Linked DNA regions of Homo sapiens: region 2 is linked to region 1. A link is an interaction called in ENCODE POLR2A ChIA-PET data of the cell type or tissue named here. Cell type or tissue: GM12878. All regions are shown on one strand.

Region 1 (8,000 bases):
GAAGAACCAGCAAAGGAGACTGAGAAGGATCAGTCAATGAAGAAGGAGTAGGGTTCCTATAAGCCCAAAGGCGTTTACCAAGGAGGGAGAGATCAACTCTGTCAAATGACGGTCATGGATAAAATAAAATAAAATAATACTGAGGATTGACCATTGGGTTTAGCAAATAAATAACGTCAGTGACTCTACAGTTTTTGTGGAATATTGAAGGGCAAAGTTCACCTTCATGTGCTTAAGAGAGAATGGGAGCGAAAACAGATTGCAAACAGTGAGACAAACAACTATTTCAATCAGTTTTCATCAAAGGGGAGCAGAGAAGCAAGTTTGCATGGGAAAAAAAAAGCTTTGTTTTGTTTTAAGATGAGAAAATTAACAGCATGTTTGTATGATGGTGAGAATGATTTAGCGGAAATAAAAAATATCATCAGAGGAGGGGGGAAGCAGTATTTTTGAGAGGATGCATAAGTCTAGTGCCTAAGTGAAGGGTTAGCTTTACCTAAAAATGCAGATAATTTATAGCAATGATTCTCAAATTCTAATATACATTGGAATCATCTAGAGGTTTTATTAAAGTACAGATTGCTGGGCCCGACCTCCAGAGTTTCTGATTCAGTATTTCTCGAGTGGGACCCAAAAATTTGTTTCTAACAAGTTCCCAGGTACTACTGCTAGGAACCACAAGATAAGAACCACTGCCTATAGTAACAATCATAGTTTACTGCAAACTCAAACTACTGGGCTGGAGTGATCCTCCCACATCAGCCTCCTGAGTATGTGGGAGCCACCATGCCCAGCTAATTTTTTTTTTTTTTTGGATAGATGAGGCCTCATTATGTTGCCCAGGCTGGTCTCAAATTCCTAGACTCAAGTGATTGTCCCACCTTGGCCTCCCAAAGCACTGGGATTACAGGCATGAGCCACAGTGCTTAGCCCTAAGGAAGCTTTTTTGACTGCTTATATATTCACAGAAAAATAAAAGTTCGGTCAATATCTGAGAGTGAAGATGAGGGTGAAGGTGGTAGCAGTTTGATGAAAGGAAAAATATGAAATAATTGCTAGGATACCAGCAAAGCAAATGCACCAAGGCAATAAAATATGATTACCCACTAGCACTAACTACTCATCGAATGGTTATATATATTTTCTTTAGGCAGGATCAGTTGCTCAAGTGTGAATGCAGACAATAAAAAGAGTCAAACTTATACATCTGTTAACCAAAAGAAGATAACCAATGTGTATAAGTATTGCTACACAAGTAACCCCAAAACTCGGTGGTTTAAAATAGTATTTATTATTACTCAGGAGTCTAAGGTCAGTTGGTAGTCATATTGATCTGGACCAGGCTTGGATGATCATGGCTGGACTCATTCATGGTCTGCAGTCGGTTCACAGTTCAGCTGGGGACTGACTGTTTTCAGATGGCTTTGCTCACATGTCTGGCAGATCAGTGATTACAGGCTGTGATGACTGGGGTGACTGTAATAATCATCTCCTAGCAGTCTAGTTCAGCCTTATTCAAATAGCTGTAGCAGAATTCCCAAAATACTGTGGAATTCCTCATGGCCTCTTGTGACTCAGACTCAGAACAGGCAAGATGTCACTTTCCACTTGATGTTATTGGCCAAAACAGGTCACAAAGCTAGATCATATTTAAGATGGAGAGAAACAGATTCTTTGCCTTGATGAGAAGTGTTGCAAAGTTGTATTGTAAGGGGCATGGATACAGGGAAAGGAATAATTATGCCTAATTTTGATTGTGGTTTTTTCTAGGAATACAAAGAGGTGAGAGAGGAATATCAAATTAGGATATATCAATGAAGTGATTATAATGATTCTCTATGAATATTCATAGCTTTGCAAAAAGAAGTGATAAGATAATGGCAGTGAAGGACACAGTGAAAAGGAAGTGGGGTTCATTAGATTTTAGATACCAGTGGCCTCTAAGGATTGTTGGGGTAGGATACTTGAGAACATGAGTGGGAAAGATAGAAGGGGGCAGTTAAGAGAGTGGTATGCCTGCTTTGAAATTATGAAGGATGTGTGAAAGCGTGGCTGAGGTTGTGTGGGTGACAAGAACATCACAGAAGTTAAAGGAATTGAGAGCCTAGAGTATTAGAATCATTAAAAATTAAGAAATAAGTAGGATGGAAAAAATACAATGAAGTAGGAGCTAAAATTTTAAAGAAATGGGAAGTGTGGGGAGTTGAGGGATGACTAGGATAGGTTGGTACATACCGCATACATATCTGTATTTTGTGTGTTGGAATAGATCTTTAAGGACATTCACTCAACTGCTATCAGCAGTTACTTCTGGGAATAATAATGATGATAAATGTGTGAAGTAGTGAAAGGGGATTTTCATTTTAAATCTATTTGCTTCTCTTTTTTGTTGTTTCATAACACATATGTATTATGCATAAATGACTTAGTCTAAAGAAAAGGTTCAAGTAAGAAAGCAAAAGTGTTGAACTTCTTGTCACAAACATTGGAATTTGAATTATATTTGTAAAATGAGTGTGCATTTACCTATTTCCATGCTGTTACGATGAGTGAGGTAATTATCTACTGTTCTTAATACAATGTCTGGCATATTAGAAGGAGCTCAAGAATGTTTTCTATTTCTCTACCCACTGACAAATCCCCCCATCACCACATGCACCACATGCACAGGCCGTGTGTGTGTGGGTGTGTGTGTGTGTGTGTGCATGCCACAGAGAGAGAGGGAGAGATGGTACAGAGAAGGTTACATATGAACACGGAGATTCTGTAGCACTTTTGTATTCTCCTTGGAGTACTCTCAGATTTTGAGATGAAAAGGAAGAAAGAAAATGGACATGTTTTTGTTTATATAACAATTACCTGGCTAATTTCCAGAAGAGAATAGTAGTAACAATAAATTACACATACATTGACACTTCCATTGTAAGCTGTAAGCAGCATTTATTCAACCATTCTCATTACCGTTTGAATGTCCAAATGACTTTTTTTTTTTTTTGAGACAGAGTCTCACACTGTCGCCCAGGCTGGAGTGCAGTGGCATGATCTCTGCTCACTGTAAGCTCCGCCTCCCGAGTTCACGCCATTCTCCTGCCTCAGCCTCCCGAGTAGCTTGGACTACAGGTACCCACCACCATGCCCGGCTAATTGTTTGTATTTCCAAATGACATTTTAAAAATACAGCTTTAAAAACAAGTCGCAGGGGACAAAAAGTACTATTTTCCAACAGTCAAAAGTCACAATGAAGAGAATTTAGTAGGTAGTATTATCTCAATATAGATAAAAATCTATTAATAGGAACTAAGGGAACACTATGAATCTCATGATAAAATCCATAAACCTAAGTTCCTAAAATAAGTATTTTTCTATGTGATGTACTATTTAAAAAGTAAGTGCTGCTGGGTAAGCTCATTCTCAGTTTCCTAAAATGTTAGCTTAGGCTGTCTTTATGCTGTAATTATTTATATAGTCTGCCCATCAGTTCTTGGTGTGGGAAATGGTCTACCAAAGGTCAAATTAAAAGTAGTAGCTCATGCACTGATACTAGTATTTGACAGAACGAAAAATTAATGGTTGTCAGAACATTTCCTGAAATTGGCTCCAAGCAACTGAAATCTTTATTCTAAATCTGTGATTAATTGATTACTAAGGACATGGGATTCAGAGTTTCAGTGAAATATGGGTGCCTATGGCCTCTGAATAAAAGCTTCTTTGCAGCCATTGATAACTTCACAACTGAAAAGATGAAAATGAATAAATGGGAATTCATTCATTCATTCAATGGATATTATGTGCCAGGTTGTGTGCTAGGCACTGAGACACAAAAGTGAACAAGACGAAGTCCCCATCTGAAATAACTTAGAGCTGGAGGAGAAGACTGACATGAAAACAGGTTATAATACCACAAAAAGATGTAAAGATAACTTCAGGTTCCTGCAGCTAGACAAAATACTTGATGTCGTTTCTAAAGGTAATGTGGGAGATATCCTGCATGGGAATGGAAGTCAGGAAATCAAGGGAGAAAAAATATTTTGAGCAGAGCGCGCAGCATGAATGAAAGAAGCATTGCCAAAATAACGTCTCCTCTTTATTTTATACACATTGTTTTATTGTAGTTATCAGGTTATGTGCCATCTCTTTCTCTAAACCGCAGGGCCCTCTAGGCAAGGTACTTACTTTGTCTATATTTTTATGGTAGCTACCATAGTGCCTGGCACGCAGTATATTCTCAATAAACATTTGCTAAACTGAACTGAGAAGTAAGAAGCCAAGAGTTTACTAGCATTTAAAAAGAAAAAAATAGAAGTTTATTCAATAAAATATTTCAACCAATGTACCCAACACATACCAGGTTATATTTATGCTACAATATTGATCAGCCCTGCCCTCTGCACCCTAGAGTAACCCCAAAGCCTAAGCTGCCCCACCTAACTGGACCAGCTTTTTCTGTGTGTTCCAGCATGCTAAATAAACTTCACCATTTTCTATGTGAGTCATGACACGAACACGTTTGGAAAGCACTAAACTATTTATGGTAATTTCCACTGAGTTGTATTACTTTGCCTTGGGGCAGAGAATACAGAGTAGCCCACAGATGGAACAGAAAGAGAAGATACAGAAGGAACAGGGGGTTAGAGACAGACTGGCCAACAGATGGAGACACCATTCCCAGCCTAATTCTTATAGATTGGAATAAATTTTGTGGACTATACTGAAGTGAATGAGCTTTTACAAGAATGGCCACTGTAGCAGATGGCACTGGTACTCTGTTTCACATCCCCTTAGCCCACTTTTGATTTCAACCACAGCTCATACATGCTCATTTTCATGTAAGTACAGACTTACAGCACACTAGCAATGACCCACCTCAACAGAGCTCTGCAAGGTCTTTCTCCTTTGTGCCCAAGGGCCTTCTCTGAGGCCATAGGAGCCCAAGTACAAGCACGGCCTGAAAGTTGGTGAGTGGATAACCCTCAATCATGACAACAGGAGCCAGCGGGTAAACACTCAGCCTCTCCTCCTTCCAGTGGACAATTCCAGGAAGTATCCTCTGTGTTTCATGGGACATGCCAGCAGAATTGAACCACCGTTGCCTACAACAGTGATCTTGATGTTGCTTTTTGGTATTGTTACTGGCTTACTCTCTCTCCATTAATTTACTGTTTATTCCTGGGATCATCTCCTAACATACCACCTGCAGCCAAGTCCTTGTCACAGGCTCTGCTTTTAGGGCAACCCATCCATGAGAAAGATGCAGTAAAGTAACTTTTGAGAAATTATAAATTTTCTGCAAATAGTAATAAAAAAAACAGACATGAGAACTCAATACCTCAGTGCACAATGGTATAGGACAAGAACTATAAAACAAGCTAACCCTGGAAGAAGAGAAAGCCTGACCTAAGAGCATTCTCTTACCCCAAAAACATTTCCTCTGATTTCTTAAGGGCAAGGAAGTTGAAAACAAATGTCATAATCTCACCAAATAACATTTATATTTTGTTGCATATGTACACACATATAATTGTACACTACAGAGTATGTGATATGTACTATGTCATTTTCAGCTAAAATATTTAGCACCTTGCTAACATCCCTGGTTCAAGGTTTCTTCTTATGTATGGTCGTAGTTCAATTTCTCAAGTCTAGCTAATATTGCAGATGTGATTCTGGTGCTCAGAGCAAGCAAAGCCAGGGACAATGTCTGACAAATTCAATAATAATTTATGAATGAATGATTGATTGGTTTTTTAATATGATTAGCTCTCCTTGGATGCTTTCAGTCAGTTAAGTCATGAAAGTAAACACTTTCTGAGTTAACTGACTGAAAGGTGCCCAAGAGGTCTGAAGACAAAGAAGTTATGCACTTAAGACTGAGCCATGGGGAGCCCCACATTGACTGGATCACAGTTTATAAGGGATTCCTGAAATATGTTCATATTTGGCATACCCTTAAATAATCAAAAATTTAACTCACCTAGATATTTGAAAAATTGGAATCAATACATGAGGCAAAAGAGGAAAGGACAGACATGAGTGTAAGAACCATTTCAGTCTTCTTACATATTATTTATACTGCTATTACCATCAAAATGCTGACCACACTCCAAAACTATCTCACAAATTTCCCATAATCCCTCAGAGACACCAATCCCTAGATAAAAAGGCTTGGCTTAAATGCTTCCATTATATCTTTGTTTATAGATTTTGCTCATGCTGCATAACATTAAGATATTGACTGAGATATCTTTGCTTCAAATTTCCCCCCACTCAGAAAGCAGCAATAGTTTTCTCAGCCCAGCCCTAAAAGGAAGATCTTCTAGAGCAGAAAAGAGAGACAATTCTTAGTTTTGTTTCCCAAAATGAACTCTAGACTCTAATAGTAAATAAATAGTCTTGAATGCTGTATTAGTTTGCTAGGGCTGCCATAACAATATGCCACAGATTGGGTGGCTTGAATAACGGACATGTATTTCTTACAGTTCTGGAGGCTGGAAGTCCAAGATCAAGGTGTCAGCAGGCTTGGTTTCTTCTGAGGCCTGTTTTGTCTTGTAGACGGCTGCCTTCTCACTGTGGCTTCACATGACTTTTCTTTCTCACTGTGTCCTCACACACTCTTTGTTTGTGCATCTCTGCTGTATCTTTATGTGTCTAATTTTCTCTTCTTATAAGGACAACAGACAGATTGGATCTGGGCCCACCTTAAAGCCTCATGTTAACTTAATCACCTCTTCAAAGGCCCTATCACCAAGTATCATCACATTCTGAAATACTGAGGGTTAGAGCTTTAAAATATGACTTTTGGACGGACACATTTCCGCCTATAACAAACCCCAAGGCACATTTGACTTTACTTCTGAAGGAAAAAAAAAATACTAATTACAAAAATGTTTCCAAAAAGTTTGTTGCAAAAGGATATTGAGTCCCTGTCTCACAATGCCAGATTTAGCAAATAAAAATATAGAATATCAATTTAAATTTGAATTTCAGATAAATTTGAATTTCAGATAAACAAATAATTTTTTAGCATTAAGAAGTTCCACAAAATTTGGGGCATTCAAATTTAATTGGGCATTTTGTATTTTATCTGTGAATGTTAGTCTCAGATAAACAGGATGAAGAGCATGATAATGAGTCGTGTCATGGGTCCTACACTCTGTTCCACTGCAAGGTTAAATCCCTTGCACAGGAAACAACAGCACCCCCAACATGAGTTTGGGGGTCCCAAAGCAGAGAAAACTAGGTCCTGATTTGCATTTAGAATTCTGAGAGAAAACAGCTTTGCAGGGTGTAATGTGATGATACGGGACAGTGATTAGAATAGGAACAGTGGGTCACATCTAGAGACAGGGTCTGAGGTGGTGACCTCACCTTCCCCCATCATAGTACATACATCTTCTTTTTCTGTGGTTCCAAAACCAAAGGTTTCCTGTGATTGCAAGATAAATACAGAGGTTGGCTGAGTGTGGAGAGGCAGGCCTGAAATGGCCGCATGGTTTGAGTCAAAACTAAACATGTTTTAGACAACACTGTAACTGAAGTGTTTTAAAGTTTATACAGCAGTGGTGGTTACAGACAATGTGTCTAGAGGCAACCTAAAATCACCAGGGATGGTCTAGTCCAGGAAAAGCCATGCATATGGATGCCATTAACCAAGGATCAAAATTCTCTCCCCAGACCTCTCAATAGTATGTTAGCCCTTCTGCAATTTAGAAGCCCCACACCCCCAAAAGAACAGCCAAAGTCAAAGAGAGGTATTATAAAGTGACAGTCAAAGAGACATTAAGTTTAACCTGGAACTAGCTGAGCTTACCTTGAGTTTATCCATATTGTATTTCCATCTCAGCTGCTGGCAAATCAACATTCCCTATCATATATCATTAAAGTTGATTATTTGAACCTTAAAGCAAAACTTAACATTTAATTAAATTTCATTTCATTGCTCTACCATTTGAGATTTTTTTAAAATTGTAATCCTGCCACTTAATATCTATCCAAGAGGAATT
Region 2 (8,000 bases), 310 kb after region 1:
ACCTTCAATAACAGTTGGCATGTTGAGATGGCATCCTTCCCAAAACAACATCTTAATGAGGTTCTATGCTTCAGGATCAGCTTTTCTGGTTTAAATATATTCAGACATATCCTACGTAACTGGAAGCAATGTGGCAGAAGTGGCAGGGGTCACATTGTGAGTTTTGCTGAGTTAGGCATGTAGGCCCCACAGTGTGAGGGACTCTTCGGAGCAGTCCTGAATATACAGTGATTCTGTGCCTGGGTGGGAGTGTGGTTGCATAGGGGAGGACAAAGAACATGATGAATTAACCTTACCCACGTTTGGGGAAGTTTGTACAGAATGTGAGATGGAAAAATTCTAGTTTCCATGTATTAATGCCTTCTTACCCATATGCTCATAGCTGGAGCCACTCCCCTATCCACCTGAGCTCCCACACATTCAAAAGCTGGTAGTTGAGGGATCTTTCACTGCATGTACGTTGGGTGTGTGTATGGGGGTTCAGTTAAAGGAGAAAGTGTCTAAAACCCCCACAATGCTGATTGCATTGATGAGAGCATTCAGACTTAGACTTTTAGGGACTTAATATATACAGGATTTTTTTTTAATCGTTAGCGGTATATTATTCTCTTTCTTTCTTTTTTTTTTTTTTTTTTTTGAGATAGAGTTTCTCTCTGTCACCCAGCCTGGAGTGCAGTGGTGGATCTTGGCTCACTGCAACCTCCGCCTCCCAGGTTCAAGCGATTCCTGCCTCAACCTCCCGAGTAGATGGGAATACAGGCACCCCCCACCACACCTGGCTAATTTTTGTATTTTTAGTAGAGATGGGGTTTCGCCATTTTGGCCAGGATGGTCTTCAACTCCTGACCTCAAGGGGCCCGCCCGCCTCCGCCTCCCAAAGTCCTGGGATTACAGGCATGAGCCACCGTGCCTGGCCGGTATATTGTTCTCTAAATGGAGCAAGGAATAAGCCCCTGGGGGGACTGAGCATTACCTCAGACCCAGCCATTTCTGTGTGCTGCCAGAGACCACACCCCTCCTCAGGCATAACCACAGAAGACTATTTCTTTTGGCTGGGTCTCTGACCTTGAAGGATCCAGCCTGCCAGCTGCCTTGAGACTTTGGGTGCTAGACATAATACTGGCAGAGTCCAAGAGTTATTTCTATTTCATATGTTTTATTTAGTATGGCTATATTAATTTTTTATTCATCAGAAGTTCTGCTGTTGAAATAAATGTAAAATGTTTTACAAAACCAAAACCACTGCCATCGAGTTTCATATATAGGTAGAAATATAAAAAACTCCAGAATAAGGTAGCACCCTCAAATGATGTCTCATTGCCTTTTTCTTGGAAACACACACAGCAAGTTGAAAATGTGGATTGATCTGCCATATCTGTTAAATTATTAGTTTTTCTTCTTCTAAATATGATGAGGCAGTTTTTCCTTGGAAAAACAGTTTGTGTTCAGCTTGGGAGGTTGATTTTCCACCATCAGTTTCTCCCTTTAATAATTGAAAACCACTGTTCGTTATTTACATAAAACTGTCTTTTTCTGGTCTGCTTTCTATAACCTTTCCCCTCTTAAGAATTTTAAGAATTCCCTGACTTTCCTCTGAGGGATTTTCTGCCTGCTTTATCCCAGATGTGGGACATTGACTAGGCTGAGGTTTTGGGGATTTTATTTTATTTTTTTTAGTGTTTCTACATTTGAAAGATGTTCTTTTAACCAGTGCACAAATCTGCCACTGAAAAAAGGGGCTTTGAAGAAAAATCAAGTAGTTAAGAAAATATGTGAACTTTGTTTACATTTCTCACTTACTGAATGACACCAAAATCCCATATGCCAAATGAAAAAGTAGACAGTAGTTTCAGATAATAAGGGGAAAATGCACCCGTGTTATTTCAGCCTTTTAATTCTGGGATTTTATTCTCTGAATGAAGGCATGTCAGTTTCTGGTCCCAGTGGCACTGTGTTTGGTCTTCACTACATGCTTGCTGATGTCAGCCCAGGAAATACACGGGCTTGGCAGATGTTTACATGGCCTTTGTCTTCTCTCTTTCCACCTTCTGCTCACATAAAGAGGATATTTAACCTTATTCATAATATTTTGTCTGCTTACAGATGTATTGATCCTAATCCCTGGTTCAGAAATGTTAGGAAAAGGAGATAAGTTACAGTGAAAGAGGCTGTAGTAAGAAATACAGGATTTTCTGGTTTTTTGTAATGTCTACTCAGATTCCCAGATGATTGTTCATTACCAGCTTTTGGTTATTGTGGTTTATGTATTAATGTCTAAAAAAATATACCATGTGATGTTTTTTGCATGATACTATGTGAGAAGAATACCAAGAATAATTTTTTCCTTACTTGAACAAATATTATACATTTTCCCTTAGTCCAAAATTCTGTTTTCCATAATGAATACAATTCTGATGTAGTATGTTTAACTCTATAAAATCAGAACTTTAGTAATTTTCTTCCTAATTAAATTTTTTTGTTGTATTTTTAAAAATCTAAATTCATAAGCTTTATTTTCACATATGGTTTCTACCTCTTATATGTTTCCACACCTGTGCCATGTTCCCTTGGCTGACAGACACTTTTTTTCCTTTTTATCTCACGTAGGATCTTTCGAAGATGGTTTGGCTGCCTTGGAGATTTGGAGATCTGATGCCACGATGAGGACTCACACACGGGGGGCTCCCAGTGTGTTTTTCATATATTTGCTTTGCTTTGTGTCAGCCTACATCACCGACGAGAACCCAGAAGTTATGATTCCCTTCACCAATGCCAACTACGACAGCCATCCCATGCTGTACTTCTCCAGGGCAGAAGTGGCGGAGCTGCAGCTCAGGGCTGCCAGCTCGCACGAGCACATTGCAGCCCGCCTCACGGAGGCTGTGCACACGATGCTGTCCAGCCCCTTGGAATACCTCCCTCCCTGGGATCCCAAGGACTACAGTGCCCGCTGGAATGAAATTTTTGGAAACAACTTGGGTGCCTTGGCAATGTTCTGTGTGCTGTATCCTGAGAACATTGAAGCCCGAGACATGGCCAAAGACTACATGGAGAGGATGGCAGCGCAGCCTAGTTGGTAGATTTTTGTCTTGTTCTTCTTACTGTGGTAACTCTGCATTAGAAAGAAACAAATCCATATGACATCTCAGTGGCCAGATCTTCATGTACCTCTTTGTGTATGTGTGTGGGGGGAGGTGTTATTTGTTATTTGTGTTGCCAGTCTTATGAATGGCCCTTAGTTTCAAAAGATGTAGTAACTTCCATGTTTAAAGTTAGAAGGAAAATATTTAGATGCAGCCTAATCTAAAGAAAAAATAATTTGCTGAATTGAGTAAAGAGTATCATCGTGATTGCTGAGAATTCTTTCTTCCATATTCAGCATGTATATATTACTATCATCTGGTGTTAGGTTTGATTGATCCCAAGTAGTTAAAACATTTTGCAGCAAGACATTTCAAGTAATTAAGACTTACTTGCATTTTATGATCGTAAGGAACTAAATGTGAATGGGATGGGACTGACTGGCAATTTATAAACACATCCCCTCCAATAACCAGCAGATTTCTGAGACCTGTAGGAAAACCAACATTATTGTGTAATTGTGTGAGGAATTCTAACTACATAATAATTTAGTTTCGAAGTTTAAGATTTGAGAACAAATTCCTGTCTTTTCGATTAGCTTAAATTTATTTGATTAATTTATAATTAATGCTTCATATGCTTCCAAACAGATATGGGATGAGTTGATTAAACAAGGGATTCTACAGATGTTTTTACTCATGCAATTTTTAAATACACATTTATGGTTCAATTGCAATAAAAGAATTTACAGATTGATGAAATTTTTTTAAAAAATTACATAAGCTGCCTCTTGTCATAGGGCTAGAGAGAGCTCATTTTAAATGCTTAGAAAAAAATCAGTGAATGCACCTAATGCTATGATGAATTACATCTTAACATATCACAGGGGTGAAGGATGGTGGTTTGCAAGCTTTCCGATAAATTTCTGGAATTTTGTAATGAAAAGTATTATGCAAGAGTTGGCATTAAATCCATATCAGAGCTGATATTTTAGGCCTGTTGCTAAGTACATGTAGTCATTTTGAAGTTTATAATATTGTAGGTTGAAAAGAATTTTTTATTTGATTTATTTCAAAGCTTAGCCATGTATGTAGTTGTTTCTGACTTTGACTGACATTAACTGATCTTATTCTATTCTTGACACCAAGAAAGAAAAGATGTATGAAAACTTATCTGATATTTGAATTACCAGATTACATTATCAAATGCTACAGTAACTCACTGATTGATTTGTTCAATTAGTTTAAAATAGCAACCATATTTACATTATTTAGAAAGAAACCTTTGTCATCTAGAAGGGTACTTTAAAGTCCTTTTTGTTTTAGATAAGTAGATTTTGGCAAATTAAGAAATTGATGTAAATGTTCCAGAGATAGAGCCTGTAGAGAACCGTGTATTTAATCTCACAAGAAAGTAATGGACTGTGAAATACCATTTTTGATGGAGATTGTTTAGCACAATACAGTAACATGAGAATTGTACAAGACTAGTACAGTTTTCTCATTATAATGTAAAATATTTGGGTATATAAATACCAATGAATGAATGCTGCCATTAGGATGAGACTCCTTCTATGAAAAGAGAAATAAATAACTTGAAAGAAATATTATAATTTTTACATAGTTTCCACAAGTCCAGATTTATTGATCACTGGAGGTGTATAGAAACTTACTAGGGGTCTAGTACTTTATTCATGGCAATATTGATAGAAATAGGTATAACTCTAGGCCATTATCTAGTAAACTAAAAGCCAATTTTTGACTTAATAGAGCTGAACAGTTGACTTCTTTCTCTTGACCTTCAAGGTAAAATCTTGAGAATTTACCTTTACATCTGGTTTCTAGTTGCAAAAGTGAACTTGGCTTAGAAAGTTGAGCTACTTGAACATTTTGTTTTGGCAGGTACTATTATTAAGTTGTGTTGTTTAATAACTTCACAGAAATTTTAACTTCTTAAAAACTACCACACCCAACCCTTAGACTTTTAAACTTTCATTTAGATTTGTGGTTGAACACAATTACAACACAATTATGTGCTGTAATAATTTAAAACAATGTTCAGTGATTTTACAGTTCAACTACCTCTGTTTCAATTGCTCCATTAAATCATATTCTCACTATGTACCAAGAAGTACACAATGAGTATTGTCATTGACTTAGGATATAATTCACCTATATTTGATTTCAGAAAAAACAAAAACAAAAAACTAGCTGTTACTTACAAAAGAGATCAATAATTGATATTATGAAAGTAAAAAAAAAAAAACTTTCTACAATAGCTTCATCAGGCTGAATGCATTTTCCATTTTCTTTGAAGAGCATTTTTACTCTTTTGAAAGCCAGTTACTAAGTTATGTTCATTCACTGATTCATTTGATCAACAAACGTTTATTGAGCATCTACTGTGTATCATGCACTGTGCTAGGGTGCTGGGGATTCAAAGTTGAAGAAATAGCCCAGTAATTTTATAATTTTTACCTATGGCAAAGGGTACAAACATTGGGTTCTTAAAGCCTAAGCTAAGGATATTTTCTCTGCTCAGAATTGAGTGTGTGGATCATTTCATAAGGAGTTTCCTTAGTTTTCATTCATGACTTAAACATTTGTATCATGCTGCACCCTAGTGTGGTAGAAAAGCACCAACTCTGGAGTCACACTGCCTTTGAATCCCAGCTCCCTCACTCTTCAGCTATGTTAATTTTCTTAATTAACTTTCCAGATTAATTTTCTTAATTTGCGTGAGCATTAGTGTCCTGATGTATAATGTGGCAGTAACAACCCTATCTACCTTATAGGGTTGCTAGGAAGATTAAGTGCAATAATCAATGTAAAGTACTTAGCACAGTTCTTGTCTCATAGTAAGCCCTCAGTAAATGAGAATAATGACAATAATGGTAATTATTGATGCTGTTCTTTTACCTACCTAGTAATTAGACCCTGTTTGGTTTATAATTTGGTATATGTAGGCTCCAAGGAAATAGTATCCATTTAGGATTTTACTAATCTTAATTGCTCTCAAAACTAGAACATCTGTTTAACTCATAAAATTTTCCCCTTGGCTTTTTCCATTAAAACGTTCATTGATGCTCCCCTGGGCCCTTTTTAAAATGTATACAAGAATCTAATGTTAACACCAATGAAGAAGGTTTAGTGGAAAGTAACAATGATGTGTCATTTGTCTGGTATTAAAAAGAAGTGCCTATGAGATATACATGCATACAAATTTATTAATGGGGTTCATTTCATTTGAATAGTAAATAAAGAGGTTAAAGTTCACCTCTATAGATTCACTTAAGAATTCTGAAGCAGAAACGTTAAAGGGAAAATATTCAATTGTACTCTGTCCATCTAATAGCCTACAAAGTAGAACGGGAATCTCATAGATTTATAATTATAATGGTGATTGAAAAATAACAGCATGCATTTTTATTGTGTGTGTCTCTGAGTATCCAGACGACTGGGCACCGCAGAATGATGAGACTAATCTATATGCTTTATCTACTTTTTCAGAGGTGCTCGCATCCTATCTCAGAAGCTCTCCCCCGTTTCTCTCCCTTTTGCTAAGGAACACACATTCTTCATTACAGTAAAAGTAACAGAGTAATTTGAGCTTGTGCTGAACTTAGTTTTAAAAGTAAAATTAAAAAGGTATTATTTTAATCCAATATATAATGGCAAAATATTCTTTATTAAAAATTACAATGGCAAAGATATCAGCAATAATAATTTTAATTTAATAAATTTTATTAAATTAATAAAATTTAATAATTTTAATTTAATAAAAAATATCAGCAATAAAGTTCTACTGTAACTTTTCCCCTAGAAGATTAAGGAAGCATAAAATATTGTGCTTCAAATTAGAAGTAGCTGAGAAAGAAAAGAGGGGGGAAAGACTGGAGACATTGACTGGACAAGGAATGTGACAGTTGCTAAAAGGCATCTAAAACGCACCATGAGTGGGCCACAGGTGGACACTGAGGGGTTTGGTTGGTTGGTTGGTTGGTTTTCGTAGCAAAGAAAGTAGGCTTAGTCAATATTGAAGTTTACAGTGACTATGGGATCAGTTACTCTGTAGAACTGACTACTCTCTTGGCCCAAGGATCAGAAGGAAGTTTCCCATAGGGCTTTTATGAAGAACCCTCGCAGCCTTCTCATCCTTGCAGTGTACGTATGATGAATTGCACAGTGTTATTTCTTTACACCAGACTGACCTGAGAGCGGGACCATGCCTGTTTTGCTCATATGTGTATCCCTCGATGGAGGATCTCCAAAGCAAAGTTTACTAAAACCTTGATCAGGGAGGGAGTGGGGGTGGTGAAAAGGATGGATATATGGGGTAGCCCAGGCTACTTTTTTCCTAATCTAGCTTAATCCTTTGGTAGAATTTTGCATGTGTAGAAAAATGAAATGACTGCCTGTCCACCAGGCAGCCTCCCTATACCTTATGAATCTTAGCCAAGCTCTTGGTAGATGGGTTGCTATGAGCTTAACATTACACTCCTCAGCAAATTCTTAGTGATTTTCCGGAGCTAAAAACAAACAAACAAAATGTACTCAAATAATTATTGGAAAACATTACAGATCCTGAATCACTTAAGAAAGGTGCAGTTAAGTTTACCATATTTCACTTAATAATATGGGAAGATGAATGCATTTAAAAGAGGTTTAGGATAGGATTGTAACTGAGATCACTTATTGTTCAAGCCCTGGTTGATAACATAGAATTATACAGCATCCATTTCCAAGCAGCAGGCTTTTCATGGCTCCTTGTCTTAATTTGTAAACCCTGAGGAACAGGTCTGGCCCAGTGGTCTTTGGATCTGTCCTTGCATCTTGGCTCTGCCATTGTGTTAGCCACATGTCCTTTGACAGGTTCCTTACACTCTGTAAACTTGGTTCTTCATCTGTAAAATATGGGTT

The links. ChIA-PET counts read pairs that join two places held together with the same protein. Peaks named below come from ENCODE experiments on the same cell type or tissue, not always from the same donor. Only the 100,000 strongest peaks of a DNase experiment are listed, where the experiment ranks them.
Region 2: POLR2A ChIA-PET joins it to region 1 with 7 read pairs; 1 of 35 experiments calls an interaction of 5 or more read pairs at or near these places.

The regions. Positions count from the first base shown.
Region 1 is chr6:116,083,029-116,091,028 of GRCh38, forward strand. It overlaps a transcript of FRK not described here. Among named protein-coding and RNA genes, the nearest start is that of NT5DC1, 14 kb to the right of the region's middle. RefSeq lists enhancers at 4,459-4,638, 4,649-4,698, 5,756-5,925, 7,299-7,508. In GM12878, no CTCF peak of the experiment used is centred here; DNase peaks (open chromatin) are centred at 4,783 and 7,363; H3K4me3 peaks cover 764 bases; H3K27ac peaks cover 4,796 bases.
Region 2 is chr6:116,396,591-116,404,590 of GRCh38, forward strand. DSE (dermatan sulfate epimerase) reads left to right here. Exons shown (of 6, transcript NM_013352.4): 2 at 2,608-3,076. The coding sequence starts at 2,661. Among named protein-coding and RNA genes, the nearest start is that of DSE, 30 kb to the left of the region's middle. RefSeq lists enhancers at 2,361-2,861, 2,862-3,362. In GM12878, a CTCF peak has its summit at 5,713; no DNase peak of the experiment used is centred here; H3K4me3 peaks cover 226 bases; H3K27ac peaks cover 2,010 bases.